Linked DNA regions of Homo sapiens: region 2 is linked to region 1. The links are chromatin loops, found by intact Hi-C in ENCODE. Cell type or tissue: PC-9. All regions are shown on one strand.

Region 1 (8,000 bases):
TCAGATCCTTTCCCATTTTTAAGTTGAGTTATTTGCCTTTTTTATTATTGAGTTGTAAAATTTATTTATGTATGCTAGATACATGTCTTTGATCAGACATGTGAACAGCAAACATTTTCTCTTCTGTGGGTTTTTTCTCTTCTGTCACTTTCTTTACTGAAGTCCTTCAAAGCGTAGAAGCTTTCAACGTTGCTGTTTCCCAGTTTATCTCCTTTTCCTTTGTTGCTTTGCTGTTGGTGTCATCTCTAAATCCCTGGGGTTTTAATTTGCATTTCCCTAATGACTGATGATATTGAGCTTCTTTTAATTTGCTTATTTGGCATTTATATATCTTTGGTGAAATGTCTGTTTAAAACGTATGCCCATTTTTAATTGGGTGTTTTTTCTTGTTTTTATTGAGTTGTAAAAGTTCTTTATATATTCTACACACAAGTCCTCTGCTGGATATCGAGTTTGCAAATATTTCCTCCCAGACTGTGACTTACCTTTTCATTTCTTAACAGTTTCTTTTGAAGACCAAGCTTTTTTTTTTTTATTGCAGTGAAGTCCAATTTGCTGATTTTTTCTTCACTTAGAGTTCATGCTTTTGGCGTCACATTTAAGAAATATTTGCCAAATTCAAGGCCATTAAGAGCTTTTCTAGAAGTTGTACCTATTTAGCTCTTACATGGGTTCTGTGATCTAGTCCCAGTTAGTTTTGTAGATACTCTGAAATGGAGGCAGAGGTTCATTCTTTTGCATATTATCCCAGCAGCTTTCTCAGGCAACACTTGTTGAAAGACTATCCTTTCACTCATTGAGTGGCTTTGGCATCTTTGTCAAAAATTGATTGCCCACATATGTGTGGGTCTACTTTGAGACTCTCTTCTAGTTTGTCAATTTATGTGTCTCTCTTGACACTGGTACCCATTGTTTTGATTACTCTTGCTTTATAATAAGTGTTGAAATCTAATAGAGTAAGTCCTTCCGCTTTGCTTTGCTTTTTGGTGATGTGAGTGGGATAGTTTGTATTGGATGACACTCCCTGTGTGCTGTATGTCAGGGCCCTGCCCATTGAATGTCAGAGCATTGTCAGTCATTCTCATGACCAAAAACATCCCCCACCAGATTTTCAAATGTTCTGACCAGGGACAATACCCTCTTAAGAGAATTTCTTCTCTAAAGGAACAAGAATCAGAATGACATCAGCGGCACTAGGTAATGGAGGAAAATGGAGCAAACCTTTCCATGGTCTGAGGAAACTGATTTGTAACCCGGAATTCTATACCCAGCCAAACTACCAATCAAATCTGAGGGCAAAGTAAATACTTTCAGACACACAAGGACTCAGAGACCTACCCATAGGCTGTGTCTGGCAGAATTGCCTGAGGATATACTCTGCAAAGTAGAAAATGAACCCAAGAAAGACAATACACAGGATCCAAGAAAGAGTGGACTCAATCCAGAAGTGTAATGCCAAGAAATCCCTGATAATAGCTGTGTAGCAGGCCCAGGAAGTAGCCAGCCCAAATTATAATAGTGAGTCAGAGAGTGCTCAGGGGAAGGTTTTTAAGGAAAAAAATGAATTTCTTATAAAAAGGACAATATTAAAAAGATTGATGATCTTACCAAGAAGCTGGATGTGAATAATAATAGGAAAATTCACAAATGATTTTACATAGTATACTTCCCCTTTCTCTGTTTCCTCCTCCATATTTTTGTAACCTTTATTTTTTTGGAGTGCACACTCACATCTTCCTTTCTGCAATTGAATTTAAATTACTTGGCCTCGAATTTATCACATTGGAAATGCCGGTTATCAGTTTTTTCAGGTGGCAGAACGTATCTGTATACAAAGCCGGGAGACCTTAACTAGAGTTACAGACTAGCATGCACATCCTATAAATCCTAACGAGGTCAAAGGACTGGTGTCAAGATGGGAGAGGAAGGGAAGGGAAGGGAAGGAGAATGTCCTGGGTCACCTCCCAGGGAAACATTCTGAGAGGGAGGTTTGCACACAGGAGGTTTCTTGGGGAGAGCTCAGGGGCCAGCACCAGCGAGGGAGAGAAGAGGCAGGATTGGCAGAGGGAGAGGCTGGGCCACAGTGTGAATCCTACAGAGGCTTGGCTAATCCCACGGGAGCTCTGGAGCTAGGATGACCCTGCAGAGTTGCCCAAATTGAGGCAAGGGGGCCAGGCTGTTGTCCTCCTGCATGGACCAGTCACTAGTTGGGGGCTGCCCTGGGAAGGGGAATGTAACCTTGAAGATTCCATCAGCACAGGGCAATTTCCTGAGACGGTCTTTGCTGAGCTGGTGCGAGGCGAGGGCCTCACCTTGAAGGGGGAATCTGGGCAGCAACCACAGCATCCATGACACGGTGCTTCAAGGACTCTAGAGGCTCTGATTCTTTTATTGCACATCGTGGGAATTTAGATGAGAGACTGCAGCTGAACTGGACGGCCTTTAACTGCTCTGACGTCTTGGTGCTGCCAGCCGAGTGAAAGCAATCCACCCTGTCCCTCTGTGTCTCATCTGCCCTCTGCTCATCAGTGTTCCTATGTCCGGGGCCATGTGGTGAGACTGGGAGAGACCCCTGGGTGCCCAAGAGCCCCGAGTCCAGTCCAGAAGCAGGTGGGAAGCCAATTAACTCACTGCATGCGGGGGTCAGAGCAGGGAGGCTGGAGGACCAGGCCACAGGGCTTTTATGTGGGGCCCTGTGGGATGGCCCTGGCCTGTGCCTGCTCATCCCCCTTGCTCATTCTCTGTCTCCATGTGAGAACTCTTAAAGAGCATGGGCCCAGAGCCTGGCCACAGTCGATGCTCGGCCACATTTACTAAAGGAGTGGCTGGCTGAGGCTCTTTGAGGAAGAGGCCTCCCTTCTCTGGTGGGGACAGGCATTGTTCCTCCCTCGTTTGGGAGCCAGGAAGGAGGGTGGACTTGGCCCCATTGCTGGTGGCAGACTCCCCTATAACCTCCAGCTCCGGGGAGCTGGCTGTCGCTGGAACACCCCCGAGTCCCAGGAATGGAAAGCAAGGCAGATGAGTGAGGCAGAGGGAGAGGACAGGCCCGAGGGGCTCCCTGCTCCCACTCCTACTGCCTAAAGAGGAGTCCAGGGATCCTGGCCGGAAGGAGCAGGGAGTGGGCCAGGAAGGCCACTGTTGTTGTTCACCACCTATGCCCTGAGGATCTCTCTGCTTGCCTCAGAGCCTGGGGAATGGCAATTCCAGGAGGACAGGGCCCTGCCTAGGCCTCGGGTGCAGTGCTCCTGCCTGGAGGCTCGAACAGCACCTTGTCGGCCTGTTGTCATCTTCTGCCCTGGCCAAGCCTGGAAGCTCCTGAAAGGCAGGGCTGAGGCCTCCTCCCCTTATGGTGTCTGGTGTCATCCGGGCCTGGTACAGATTGGGTGTTCTGTCTGCTGAGTGGCAAGGTGACCTGCCTCAGGGAGCAAGGAGGTAGTGCAGAGATGGAGATGTGGGGTCATCTTCAATCGGGAACAGCTGGAAGGGGTGTCTGGGGGCTCCACATGGGCATTGAGCATAGAAAGGGAGCCTGGCTGCTCCTTCCCCAACCCCTGCAGCTCTGTCCATCAGCCATGATCCTCACTGACAGGCACCAGGGTTTAGAGTTACCTTCCCTCCAGCCCCAAACACTGGCAGAGACCCGTGCGCAACTGCAGGGTCAGGCCTCCCATAAGGTCATGAGAAGCCTGGGCTACACGGATCCCTTTTTGGGAAGCTCCTCAGGTATTATCAAATGAGGAGATATTAGATTAGAGTGGCAAAGATGTTGGTATATTTTCAATTTATAAACCAAAATGATCAATGATTTGTACATGTACAAATAGGATGGTATCTGATGGTGTTCTTCAAAAGGTGATGATAAGATTTATAAAGATAACATTAATCTTGAGAACAGGACGTGTCTTAGAAATGAGGGACAATTTTAAAGTTGTGTTGAGCTTTCATTTAGGGTGGTGTGTGTATGATCTCATCCTCGTATAACAGTCCTTGGGGAACTTGAGGCTTCCACTACATGGCCCCACTACCATTCTGGGCCCTGCCCGTGGGACAGCCAAGGTGGGACACCGAAGGAGGCCTGAGGACCCTGGAGGGTCTGAGGTCTCTCTATGCAGTCTCCTCCTCTCCTGGGGATGGAGGGATAGCAACAAACATAAATATGGAACACCAAGTGTCAGTGAAGCTGGTGTAACAAAGGCAATGCCACCCGCATGTAAATAACAGCTTTAAAAATATATGAGATGTAGCTAAAGCTTTACCCAGAGGTAAATTTATAGCCTTAAATGCATTTGCTAGAAAATGGAACTGTAGAAATAAGCCAGCTCAAGTCAAGGAGATAGAAAAGTGAGTTTAGCCCCAAAGAAACTTGGGGTATGAAAATTACAAAGATTAAGAAAATAATCAACAAATGGAAAATATTTTGGCTGAGGAAAGGTAGGCTCCAAGGGGTAAAACAAATTGCTGCAGATCTCAACGCCGAGCAGAGGCGGGGCTTCCCTCCACAGATTATCAGTTCCCCACCGCAAGTGTGAGTGGTGGGTTGGGCCCCTGAGCCTTGGCAGCTCAGCAAATAGAACCATGGAGGCTTCAGGGCCACCTTCTGGTTGCAACTGGGAAGGGACGGCCGGGGAAACGTCTTGCTTCTACAAGTACAAAACATTCCCAGTGTTTTATTTTATTATTTTATTGGTATTTTTGTAGAGCCAGGGTCTCGCTCTTTTGCCCAGGCTGGTTTCAAACTCCTGGGCTCAAGCGATCCTCCTGCCTCGGCCTCCCAAAGTGCTGGGATTAGAGGCGTGAGCCTCCGCACCCTGCCCATACCCAGTGTTTTGGTAGACTCAGATCAATAAGAAATGCCAATGTTCTCGTGAGTGTGTTGATTTTTTATTTACACTTTTCCTAAAATCGTCCGCTGATGGATTCGAGATGTATTTCACGGAATCGCTTCCGATTTAAGGCGCCCGAGGCGGCCGGAGAAGGATGGAGCTGTCCCCCGACGCCTGGTGCGGGGGCGCGGGACCCAGGGGCGGTCCCAGCAGGCGGCGCCCTCCCCGCCCTCTTCCCGCGCCGCGGCCGGCACTTTGCAAAACTCCTCGCCTGCCCGCTGCGGCCGCAGCTCCGCGCCCTGCCGCCCCGGCGCGTCCGCGGGGCAGCGGGCGGCGGAGCGCGGCGGCGCGGGGAGCAGGAGGCGCGGGGGCCCCGGGGGCGGCGCCGGCGGAGGCGGGAGCCGAGGCGGGGCCGCGGCAGCCCCGCGCCGCGCCGAGCCGCCGTCCCCGCCGCGCAGCCATGGCCGCGCCGCCGCCGCCCCGCCGCCCGCTCGCCTGAGGCGCGGCCGGCCTCCGGGCGGGGGGCCATGGCCAGCGCCGCCGAGCCCCCCGGCCAGGCGGCCGAGTACCTGCAGGAGCTGACCCGGATCGTCGCCGCGCAGCAGGAGCTGCTGGCGCGCCGGCGACGGCGCATCGAGGAGCTGGAGCGCCAAGTGGCGCGGCTGAGCCGGGAGAACGCCGGCCTGCTGGAGCGACACCGGCGACACCTGGCCGCGTGCGCCCGCCGCCCCGACCCGGGCCCCGGCCCCGGCCCGCAGCCGCTCGGCGCCATCCCGGAGCTCGGCGGCCGCCGCGACAAGTAAGCGGGGCCCGGGGCGGCGGGCGTGTCGGGGACGTGGGAACTTCTTGGGGTCCGCGGCTTCCCTCGGGGCTTGGCGGGGAGGTGGGCGGGTGCGGGAGGGCGCGTGGCCGGCCCGGGAGCGCCCACACCCGCCGCCAGACCCCCAGGGGCTCCCTGGGATTCTCTGGCGGGGTCGCCGCCCAGATCCGGAGCTCGATCTCGGGTGGGGACTGGGTTCCCTGGAAAAGGGCTCCAGGGAGCTGCTCAGCGCTCCCGCCGGCCTGGCTCTGCGCTGCGGCGCGGACTCAGGGTTGGCGACCCCCGGGGCTCGGACGAGCCGGGCGGAGGTCTGTCCGGGGAGCGGACCTAGGTCTCGGAGCAGCAGGGCGAGAACTTCCGACCCAGAGATCCCGAGACCGGTAGGGAGGGGTCGCGGGCCGCGCGGATCCCGCCCTGGAGCGGGCCTGGGTCGCTTGCGGGTTGCGGTGTCCCTGGAATGGACTCTGCGCTGTGTCCAGTCCGGGACGCGCAGAGCCCTCTTCTGTGGACGCCTCTGTCTCTTACTTCAAGGCTGGGGTTAATTCCCGACTGCCTCGCCCTGGGATTACCCGGGGCTATTTCGGACCCAGGATTAAGTGAGGGATGGGGAGAGGTACAGGGCGGGGCTGTCCAGCAGCCCTGGACCCCAGCGTCCCTACCGGCTCGCAGCCCGCCAGCCGGGTTCCCGTTTGCCTCCCATGAGTGTCGGTGTCGAAACCCGGAGCAGCCTCACCGTGTGGACCTTCGGGCGCCCATCTGGGGCAGGACAAGGGGGCTGGGAGGCTTCGGTGTCTCTGGGGCGGGGTTTCTGCTGCTCTGTGCCCTCTGCCTGCCCCTCTGCCTCTCTGTCTTCGGGATCACCCGGGGCCCACTATGGCTTGGCCTGGGGAAGACTAGAAATCACTGTGTGGTTGGGGGAGTGGCCGTGGTCAGGGCTTCAGGACAGTCTTCCTGCTGGGCGGCCCTTCCAGGGTGGAAATGGGGGAGGAGTTAGCTGTGGCCCCAGAAGGTGGGGTGGTTCCTGATTCCCAGGAGTCCCAGTACTGTCATGGAAACCCGAGTTTCCCACCCCAGGGGGGCTGCAGCGACTGTGGCCATGGGACAGGCCCTGTCTGCTGCCCTGCCTGGAGGGTGTGCTGGCTCTGGGCGGTGCGGGTGGGGCTGGGGGGCTCTTTGGAGGAGGAGCATTGTGAGGATGGGGTCGGGCTGTGGGTGAACACATACATGGCTCTGTGCGTGGCAGGCGTGGGTGTCAGGCTCTTGCTCTCTGTGAATGGAGAAGGAGGAGCGGGACGTGTGTATAGCTCCTAACTGGTGTCACTGGGAGGAAGCAGAGACCCCGCCCACTGCCTGTCTGGGCCCCACTCCTGGCCCTCCGGAGTCTCTGAGACTCCCTTCACTCTTCAGTCCTGCCACAGCAGCTGTGGGTCTCCCGGAGCTGGTCTCACAGGGGCCCGGGCCCTTTCTCCCACACCAGGACCAAAAGAGAAGCTGGGGCTGCCCAAGGAAAGTCCTCAGCAGCTTGGGGAGGCGGCACCAGGGCAGGTCCCAAGTCCCTGCTTTCATGGGAAGCAGTGACACGTTGGTCAGCACATGCCTCACAACACCACCCTGGGGAATGGCTTCCTTTTTCCCTTCAGCGTCACCCCTGGTGACCACGCAGGGGACAGGAGGATGCTGAGAGGGAGCACGTCGTCCTTCCGTGGGGCATCCCCCTGGGTTGCATCCAGGCAGCCGCCTTGGCCGGGAAGCCGGGATGGGAAGGCTGGGATTTTGTTTCAGAAGTCCCTGGTTCTGTGTCCACCTGGCTTCCCCTTAGTGGAGACACAGCCAAGGCCTGTGAGGGAGAGCATTGCCTTTAGGGAAAGCAGAGTGGCAGCACAGTCCTCAGCCCACGGTCTAGGTCAAGCACAGCTTCCAAACTTGAATGTGTACACCAGGAGTCTGGGAATCTTGCTACAATGCAGATGCTGAGCCAGTGGGTCTGGGGTGGGCTGGAGTCTGCATCTCTAGCCAGCTCCTAGGACACCCGCTGCTGCTGGGCCCGGACCCCAGGGTGAGCAGTGAGGCTGTGGGGAGTCTTGGTGTGAGCAGGAGCTGTGGGTGGGTTCCCTTCAAGATGGAGCAGCCGGACCCATTTTTGTGCATCTGATTCACTCCCTAGTCTTTTGGGAAGGAGAATGCTGGAGTCTCCTCCCCTCACAGGAGACTCACAGGGACGGGGGCATCACATGGCCTGCTCACATGCGTGGGGTTCTGGGCCCCCCCGGGGCTGCTCAGCAAACCATGGATTGGATGTATCCCACTGCCCATCTGCAGAGCAAGGTGATTTATGCCTAAGGAACATGGGATAACCA
Region 2 (8,000 bases), 170 kb after region 1:
TTCCAAGGTCACATATTTGTAATTCTTTTTTTTTTTTTTTTTTGAGACGATGTCTCACTCTGTCACCCAGGCTGGAGTGCAGTGACGTGATCTTGGTCCACTGCGACCTCCACTTTCTGTGTTCAAGTGATTCTCCTGCCTCAGCCTCCTGAGTAGCTGGGATTACGGGCACCCACCACCATGCCAGGCTAATTTTTTGTATTTTTAGTAGAGACAGGGTTTCACCATGTTGCCCAGGCCGATATTGAACTCCTGGCCTCAGGTGATCCACCTGCCTCTGCCTCCCAAATTGTTGGGATTACAGGCATGAGCCACTGCACCTGGCATATATTTTTTTATTTTAAAAAATGTCAGACCCAGGGAAAATTTGAAATAACAACACAATAAATACCTATACAGACTTTTCCTGGGTCCCCCACCTGTTAACATCTTCTGTGGCCAGTCCTTCTCTCCCTGTGGGAACATTCACCTGTGTCCCCCTTTTGCCCACCTGCAGGCCATGAGTGCCGTGACACCCCACCTGTAATTCTTGGGCATATATCCCCTGAGAACAGGGACACTGTCCTAGAGAGCCACACCCGAGAAAAACACCACCAATTCTGTATCCCCACCCGCATCCTGCAGGTGTAATCAGCAGCACATGCGTGGGTTCTCCTTCAGACTCATTCAAGCCAAAATGAGGCTGAAGTCACTTCTGGCCCAGCCTGGCCCCTCAGCACAGGTGTCTGCTGTCATGTCTGGAGCATTTCCTTCCAGAATCTTCTGTGCATTTGCATCAACAGTGTGTGCACACGCTAAGCCTACTGTATCCCATGTAAGCTTTCTTTTCTCGTGAACAGAGTCTCATCGTATGTGGAGACTTCTGCAGTTGGCTCTGTGCTCCCAGCACGTTTTGACATGAGTCATTTGGTGACCTGCAACTTAGCAAAGGCACTGTAGCACATTTTAGCCAGTCCGCCATGGATGGCCATCGGGGTGCTTCCACTGTTTCGCTTTCACCAACAGCTAGGCACACGTGTGAACAGTTCCGTGTTGTAGCCACCAAGACGGGATGGCCTGGCCAGAGTGCGGGCACACTCCTGTCGTTTGAGTAGCCCCTGCCATGCGGCCCACGCTGGGGGCTGCCCTGGTGACCGTTCTCGACAGTGTAGGAGGCTCTTGGCCCCTCACACCATCACCACTGCCTCACATTCCCACCGCCGCATGCACTTCTCCTCCCCTCCCAGAGGGTGGAGGCCTCGTCTTCTCTCCGCGCCCCACCTCCCTATGCCCAGGGCAGTGCCCACCCCAGGAAACAGTCCTGAGGGGCGGCAGGTGCAGGCTTCTTGCTGTGTGCCAAGCTCTCCTCTAGGTGCTGCACTGCTGCAACTTCCCTCATCTTCACACAGCACCCTGGGTGGGCAAGCGTCATCCCCACTTCACAGATGCACAGGCTGAGGCCCAGAGAGGTCAAGGGGCTGGCCAATATCACACAGCAGTAAGGGGTGAGCAGATTGGCCTCAGGGCCTATGTGTTTACCTGCTGCCTCTTCCATATTGAACCCACCCTGGTCCCCAGCTTCAGCATCAATCAGCCCTTCCTGACTAGCACTTTTTTTTGCCTCCCCCAGACCAAGGCAAAGGGGCAGCCGACCAAGATTCACATCCCTCTCTCTGCTTCCCCCAAGCTGTGTGACCTCAGCTGATTACTTGCCCTCTCTGGGCTTCTGTCTCCTCACTGTAAGGCAGCTAGTGGCAGCCCACACCTGCCACACCAGGCATGCAGCAGGAGCCTGGAAAGAGCAGCAGCTCCCAGAGCAGCTCTAGGCGTGTCTGCTTGCGACCCGGTGACTGATGCTCACAGTGAGTTTATGATGCGCCAGCCGCTTTTTAATCACAGCAGAATGAAATTTGGCACATTCAGAACTGATTCATGTGACAGCATTGTCTCATGTCTCACCAGGCTCTCCCTGGCCTGGCCTCAGTGACGACGTGAACCTCAGTGGTGGCTTCCACTCGTGGGAGCCTCCAGAGTCATTCAGGCTTCCTCCTCCGTGTGTCACCTGGGCCCTGTGGTCAGGCCTGTGTGGCCAGGTCAGGGGAGGGGCATAGGGGCAGGTGGGCCTGCTCGCCCCCGTACCCAAAGCTGCAGGCCAGCAGGCAGCTCCCTGGCCCTGCAGCCCACACTCTGCTGCGGGACCACCTGGCCCACTGTCTGTGCGAGGCTCCTGCCGCATCCACCATGGCAGGTGCTCAGAGGTGCCTGGGGGCCAGCACGCAGTGCCCTCCCTGGGAAGCCCTCCCTGACCACCCTAGACAGACTGTCCTCTTCCTGGCTCTCAGGGCTGGGCAGAGCTTTTTCCGGACGTCTCTTTGTTGATTGGTTGTCAGTCCCTCTCACTGAGAGTGAGCGCCACCTCCCATGCAGCACTGCACATGTGCCGGGGACTCTTCCGGACTGTTGGCAGGTGTTACCAGTCTTGCCTCCCTTTTCAGAGGGAGAGGTCGGGGAATTGCCCAAGGTCACCCAGCTGGTTTGGCTGGGCTGGCTAGTGACCTCCGCGCTTGCTGCCCTGTCCACTGCAGAGCTCCAGCATGGGAGTCCTTCCAGGCACCTGCCGTGGTGAATGTTGAACTTAGAGCAGGGGCCAGGAGGAAGCCGCTAACTCCCTCTGTGTGTTTGCATTAGGGTTACAGATGTCAGGAATGGCTCCAGGGGAGGTGACAGTTCAGGTGCCTTGGAGGCTGAGTAGGAGTCCAGCTGGGAGATGGAAGGCAGGGCAGCCCACCAGGGGAACAGCGTGTGCAAAGCGGGCAAGTGCAGGGAACAGCAATGAGGGTGCAGGGGCTGGGGCAAGGAGAGGAGATGGGAGGGCTGTCCAGGGCAATGGCAGGGGATGCTGTAGAAAACAAAATCACCCAGTGTATTAGTCTGCTGGGAGTCCTATAATAATCTACTGGAGACTTGTGGGGGCTTAAACTACGGGAATATATTTCTCAGTTCTGGAGGCTGAAAGTCCAAGATCAAGGTCAGGTTGCTGGTGGATTGGGTTCCTGGCGAGTGCCTTTTTCCTGGTTCACAGACGGCTGCCTTCTCGCTGTGTCCTCACATGGCAGAGAGAGGGAAGTTTGATGCCTCTTTTTCTTCTTATGAGGACACTGATATCATCATGGGGACTCTACTCCCATGACCTCATCTCAGCGTAATCACCTCCCAAAGGCCCCACCCCCAAATACTGTCACATTGGGGGTTAGGGCTTCAGCATATGAATTCTAAAGGAACACAAACATTCAGTCCCTAACACTCAGCTCTCAATTAGAAGGAGTTTAGCCCAGGGGTCAGGTGCTTACCCGCAGTGGGAAGTTTGCAGGTACAGACTCTTGGAGGGCCTCCAGGAACAATCCCAGAATAGCCCTGCAGAACTGGCCTGGCCAGCGAGCTGCAGCCTCGGCCCCATCAGGAAGGTGGGGTCAGGAGGCTGTCAGTCTAAGGATGAGAAAGCCACCAGCAGCCCCTCACCACCCACGAGGCTGCCAAGGTAGCAGAGCAGTAGCCTCACCTCACTTAGGCATTACAGCTCTCTCTAATGAGAAGCAGGAAGGAGCCAAGCTAGTGGGGTGTGGTGAGCCCTGGGCACACTGGGGAGGTGGGCTGAGGATCAGAAAACGTAAGTCAGGACAGAACTCTCCTCCCAGACTCAGCTGTATGGTACCTGGGAAATGCAGTGTTTTGCTCTCCAGCCTCTGCAGGGCAGGAGCTGTGCTGGGGCAGTGGGCATGAGCACTCTCTGGCGCACTTTGCTGGGTGGCAGGGGCCCTGGCCGTTCCTCTTAGTTTCTCACCCACTTTCTGAACTCTCATCTTCATGCTCCTCCAACCACCCTGTTTTTTCTTATGGGGGTGACAGCTGGTGCGGTAATTCCCCCCAGGCATCGTCATTGTTTACTGCTGAGCTGGCTGTCTGTTTCCTGGGTAAGCTCTTTAAGACAGGGTTCATTTACTTCGGCCCTTTAATTGGTGTCCCGACTCACCCAGTGTAAATCTCCACACCCGTGACAGGAAGTGCAGAGCATAAATCTCAGGCGGCTGAGGCTGGGGAAGCTGGCTCTTGCAGATGCTCAGCAGCCTGGAAAGCCCCTGTGTCCCCAAGGTAGCAGGCAGGGCTTTTGTGTTCAAGAAGGCCAGAGTGAGATGTCAGGCTCAGGTGGTAAGGGGTGTGGTGGGTGTGCAGAATCAGGCCTGTGGAAGACAGAGTCAGGACAGTTTGGTTGAAACGAAGTCTCGCTCTGTTGCCAGGCTGGAGTGCAATGGCGCGATCTCGGCTCGCTGCAACCTCGGCCTCCCGGGTTCAAACGATTCTCCTGCCTCAGCCTCCCAAGTAGTTGGGATTACAGGCATGCACCACCACGCCTAGCTAATCTTTGTATTTTTAGTAGAGACGGGATTTCACCATGTTGGCTAAGGTGGTCTCGATCTCCTGACCTCGTGATCCTCCCGCCTTGGCCTCCCAAAGTGCTGGGATTTCAGGTGTGAGCCACCGCGCCCGGCCGGGTTTCTTTAACTACAAAATGTTTCAGGCCTACGGAAAATAAAAATGATAGCCTAATACTGCTATAACACCTCCTATATGCCCGGCACCATTCTAAGCACTTCATAAACAAAAACGAATTTAATCCAGCCGGGTACCGTGGCTCACGCCTGTAATCCCAGCACTTTGGGGGGCCAAGGCAGGCAGATTGCCTGAGGTCAGGAGTTCGAGACCAGCCTGGCCAACATGGGAAACCTTCTCTCTACTAAAAATACAAAAACTAGCCGGGTGTGGTGGTGCCCATCTGTAATCTCAGCTACTGGGGAGGCTGAGGCAGGAGAATCGCTTGAACCTGGGAGGTGGAGGTTACAGTGAGCCGAGATCACGCCACTGCACTCAAGCCTGAGCGACAGCTAGACTCCGTCTCAAAAAAAAAAAAAAAAAAGAATTTATCCCTTGTAACAGCCTGTATTAGGCCATTCTTGCACCGCTATAAAGAAATTCCTGAGACTGGGTAATTTATTTAAAAAAAAAAAAAGGTTTAATCAGCTCATGGTTCTGCAGGCTATACGGGAAGCATGGTGGCATCTGCTCAGCTTCTAGGGAGGCCTCAGGGAGCTTCCACTCATGGTGGAAGGTGAAGGAAGAGAAAGGGCAGGGGAGGAGAGGGGAGCAGGAGAGAGAGAGGAGGGTCACACACCTCTAAATGACCGGATCTTGCCAGAACTCACTATCAGGAAGACAGCATCAAGCATGAGGGATCCACCCGTATGACCCAAACACCACCCAGCAGGCCCCACCTCCAGCATTGGGGATGACATTTCAACATGAGATTTGGGTGGGGACAAATATCACAGCCTCTGGGGGCAGGTGCAGTTTCTTTAAGCAGTTTTGGACCCGGGGAGTGGCAGAGCTTGGATATGAGCTCAGGTTACCTGATCGAGGGCTCTGTCTATCCACACACTCACCACCCAGATTGGCTGGTATTTGTATTTCACCTTATTTCCTTCATCTCTCTTCTTTTAAGAAAGAAAAAGAAGAAGAAAAAAGAGTGGTGGGAGAATGGGAGGGAGGAGGGGGGCCTCGGCTGCTCATAGCTTCCCCACCCTCCCCCAGGTGGACCGTCCTTATGTCACAGCCTCCACCTTCACCATGCAGCATTGCGCATGCCAGTCCCTCGGTAATGCCTGTACACCACCCCGCGATTCCCCAGTGAGAGTCATTCTGCCCACGCTCTGGCCATCCCCTTCCATGTTGGTGGTTGGAGGCCACTGGAGCTGCCTCTGGGAGCTGTTTGGACGCATGCATCCATGGCCAGGCCCCAGGACGCATTGACCATGTGATGCCTGAACTTGTAGAGGCCACACTGTCTCTGACTGATGTCCTGTCCACTGTTTACCGCATTTGCCTTCAAGACGTTTCACTCGGGGGCCATGACCTGCAGGTCCCCCTACCCCATCTCCAGCAGAGGGGCTGTGTGATCCACAGGCTTCTGTTTTATTTGTGAGATTTACACACATTCTCTCAGATGATGCTTATCTGGTTGCGACTTACCCTTTTTGATTCACTGATGTGTTTTTAAGTTTTGTCCATGCTAAGCAGACCCAAATGGCAAACACACAGGAGCAATGAGGTTGCTGCTGGGTTTTCTACCCTGGAGCCACTCAGCTCAGGATTCCAAACTCAGAGGGATGAGTTTGTCCACCCAGGGCCTTGGCTGACTTGCCCACCAAGTCTAGCTCACAATGTAGGGGGGTGTTTCGTCAAAAGGAGAATCTTGGCAAGAGGAAACATGAGTGCTATGTGGCTAAAAAAAAAAATAGAATGTGCATGCCCATTGCCGCTGGTGGAGATACAAATGGGACGTGGTGTCTGGAAGGCAGTGCAGGCGCTTGCACTGAGAGCCCCAAAAATGGCCACATGTTTCCACCCATAATTCTGCTTCTTGAAATGTTCCTGAAGGAAATCCACTAGATAAAAATAAGAAAATGCCTCACCACACTGCTTTATGATCACAAAATGTTAGCAATAACAAAACTTAGGGATTCCATGTCATGATTTATATTACAGCCACATGTGTGGGTATAAGGGCGTTGTTAGAAATTAGGGTTTTAAAAAATGAGGGGAAAGAATGTTTGTGAAATAATGGTCAGTGAACAAAGTGGAAGGCAAAGCTAAAAACTCTATAGCGTGGACATCAATTACGGAAAAACAATCCCCTGGGGAAATTCGCAGAAAGGTAGACTGGTGGGTTCCAGGCGGTGGGGTTATGAGTGATTCTTTTTTTTCCTTTATGCTTTTTTATAATTTTTTTGTTTGCTAGGTGTAAATAGCCATAAGATACGAGTGGCAGCATGCGGGGCTGCTCCCCGGCGCCCTCTGGGCTGGAGTCCGGAGCTCACTCAGGCCATGGCTGGCCAGGCTGGTGTGCAGCAGGCATGAGCTCAGCAAGTGCCCTGGGGAGGGAGCAGGCCGCTGGGCGTTCCGGACATGTATGGCTGGCCTGATTTTGAAGCAAGGACCGCATCACCGTGTCTGTGCCCACTGGGGCTTAACTGGATCATGAGACCCAGCGGCCCAGGGGCGGGATTCTGCTGGTCAATTGAGTGGTCCCCACCAGGGTCTCGGGCCTAGGGAAATGGGGCCCACTGGGAAGAGGTTATAGACCACCATGATGCCAGTAGAAATTATACCTGTTGTTGTATTTTGGGTTCCAACTTGGTGCTGAGCAAAGCCTCTTCTTGGAATGTGTATGATGAAACCAGCCTTGGTTGAAATCTGAAATCTGCCACTTACCAGCTCTGTGGCCTTGGGCAAGTGACTTAACCGCTCTGAGCCTGTTTCTCCATGTGTAATATGGAGATGACACTTGCCAGAACTGGTACTGGAAAGATTAAACATCTCGGAAGCATCTAACACTGCGTGCTGTATAGTAGGCACTTAATTAACTATAGCAACCGCAGGGGGCATGGTCCTGTTGGCAATGGCCGCTGCCTTAACTTGCCTGAATAATTTATAGAGGATCTAGACCTCAAAGCTTGTAAGTAGGAAAGGGCTTTGTTTTTCTCTAGCCTCTGCCCTGACCATCTGTGCATGGGTCTTCTGGTTTCAGGAATACCTCTTGTGCAGATCCTACAGTCTATAGACATCTCTCGGGAGTGGATGGAGGCCCCCAGGTTTCTGTCCCTGGTGGTCACCAGAGCCACTCTGTGCCTTCTCCACATCAAAAAGGACACGGGCCATGAGATACGGCCAGGGTTCTGCCAGCTTTGTGGTGTCTCACAAGTTCACTGTTACTTTTCCTTGGCATTTCATGATGATTTAAGCCATTCTAGAAAACCACCCAAGTCTTTTACTATTTTCATCATTCCCACAAAATCTGCACAGTTGGTTAACTTTAATGGGCCGTGGAGCTGGCATGTGGTGTCTCTTCTCAAACAGTCTTAAAATGATGTATTTTGGATAGAAAAATGTATGTTAACGATTTTAAGGTC

The links. A loop is a pair of places that touch in the nucleus more often than their neighbours do. Peaks named below come from ENCODE experiments on the same cell type or tissue, not always from the same donor. Only the 100,000 strongest peaks of a DNase experiment are listed, where the experiment ranks them.
Region 2: a loop joins it to region 1, with 3 times the contacts of the local background. A loop is called at or near these places in 3 of 110 quality-filtered maps.

Annotation. Positions count from the first base shown.
Region 1 is chr3:13,280,333-13,288,332 of GRCh38, reverse strand. It overlaps a transcript of IQSEC1 not described here. Among named protein-coding and RNA genes, the nearest start is that of NUP210, 140 kb to the left of the region's middle. In PC-9, CTCF peaks have their summits at 4,602 (motif pointing left) and 4,806; a DNase peak (open chromatin) is centred at 6,592; H3K4me3 peaks cover 2,380 bases.
Region 2 is chr3:13,106,836-13,114,835 of GRCh38, reverse strand. It overlaps a transcript of IQSEC1 not described here. Among named protein-coding and RNA genes, the nearest start is that of IQSEC1, 37 kb to the right of the region's middle. RefSeq lists an enhancer at 3,864-4,203. In PC-9, a CTCF peak has its summit at 6,850; DNase peaks (open chromatin) are centred at 1,875, 2,495, 3,295 and 3,995; H3K4me3 peaks cover 1,715 bases; H3K27ac peaks cover 5,356 bases.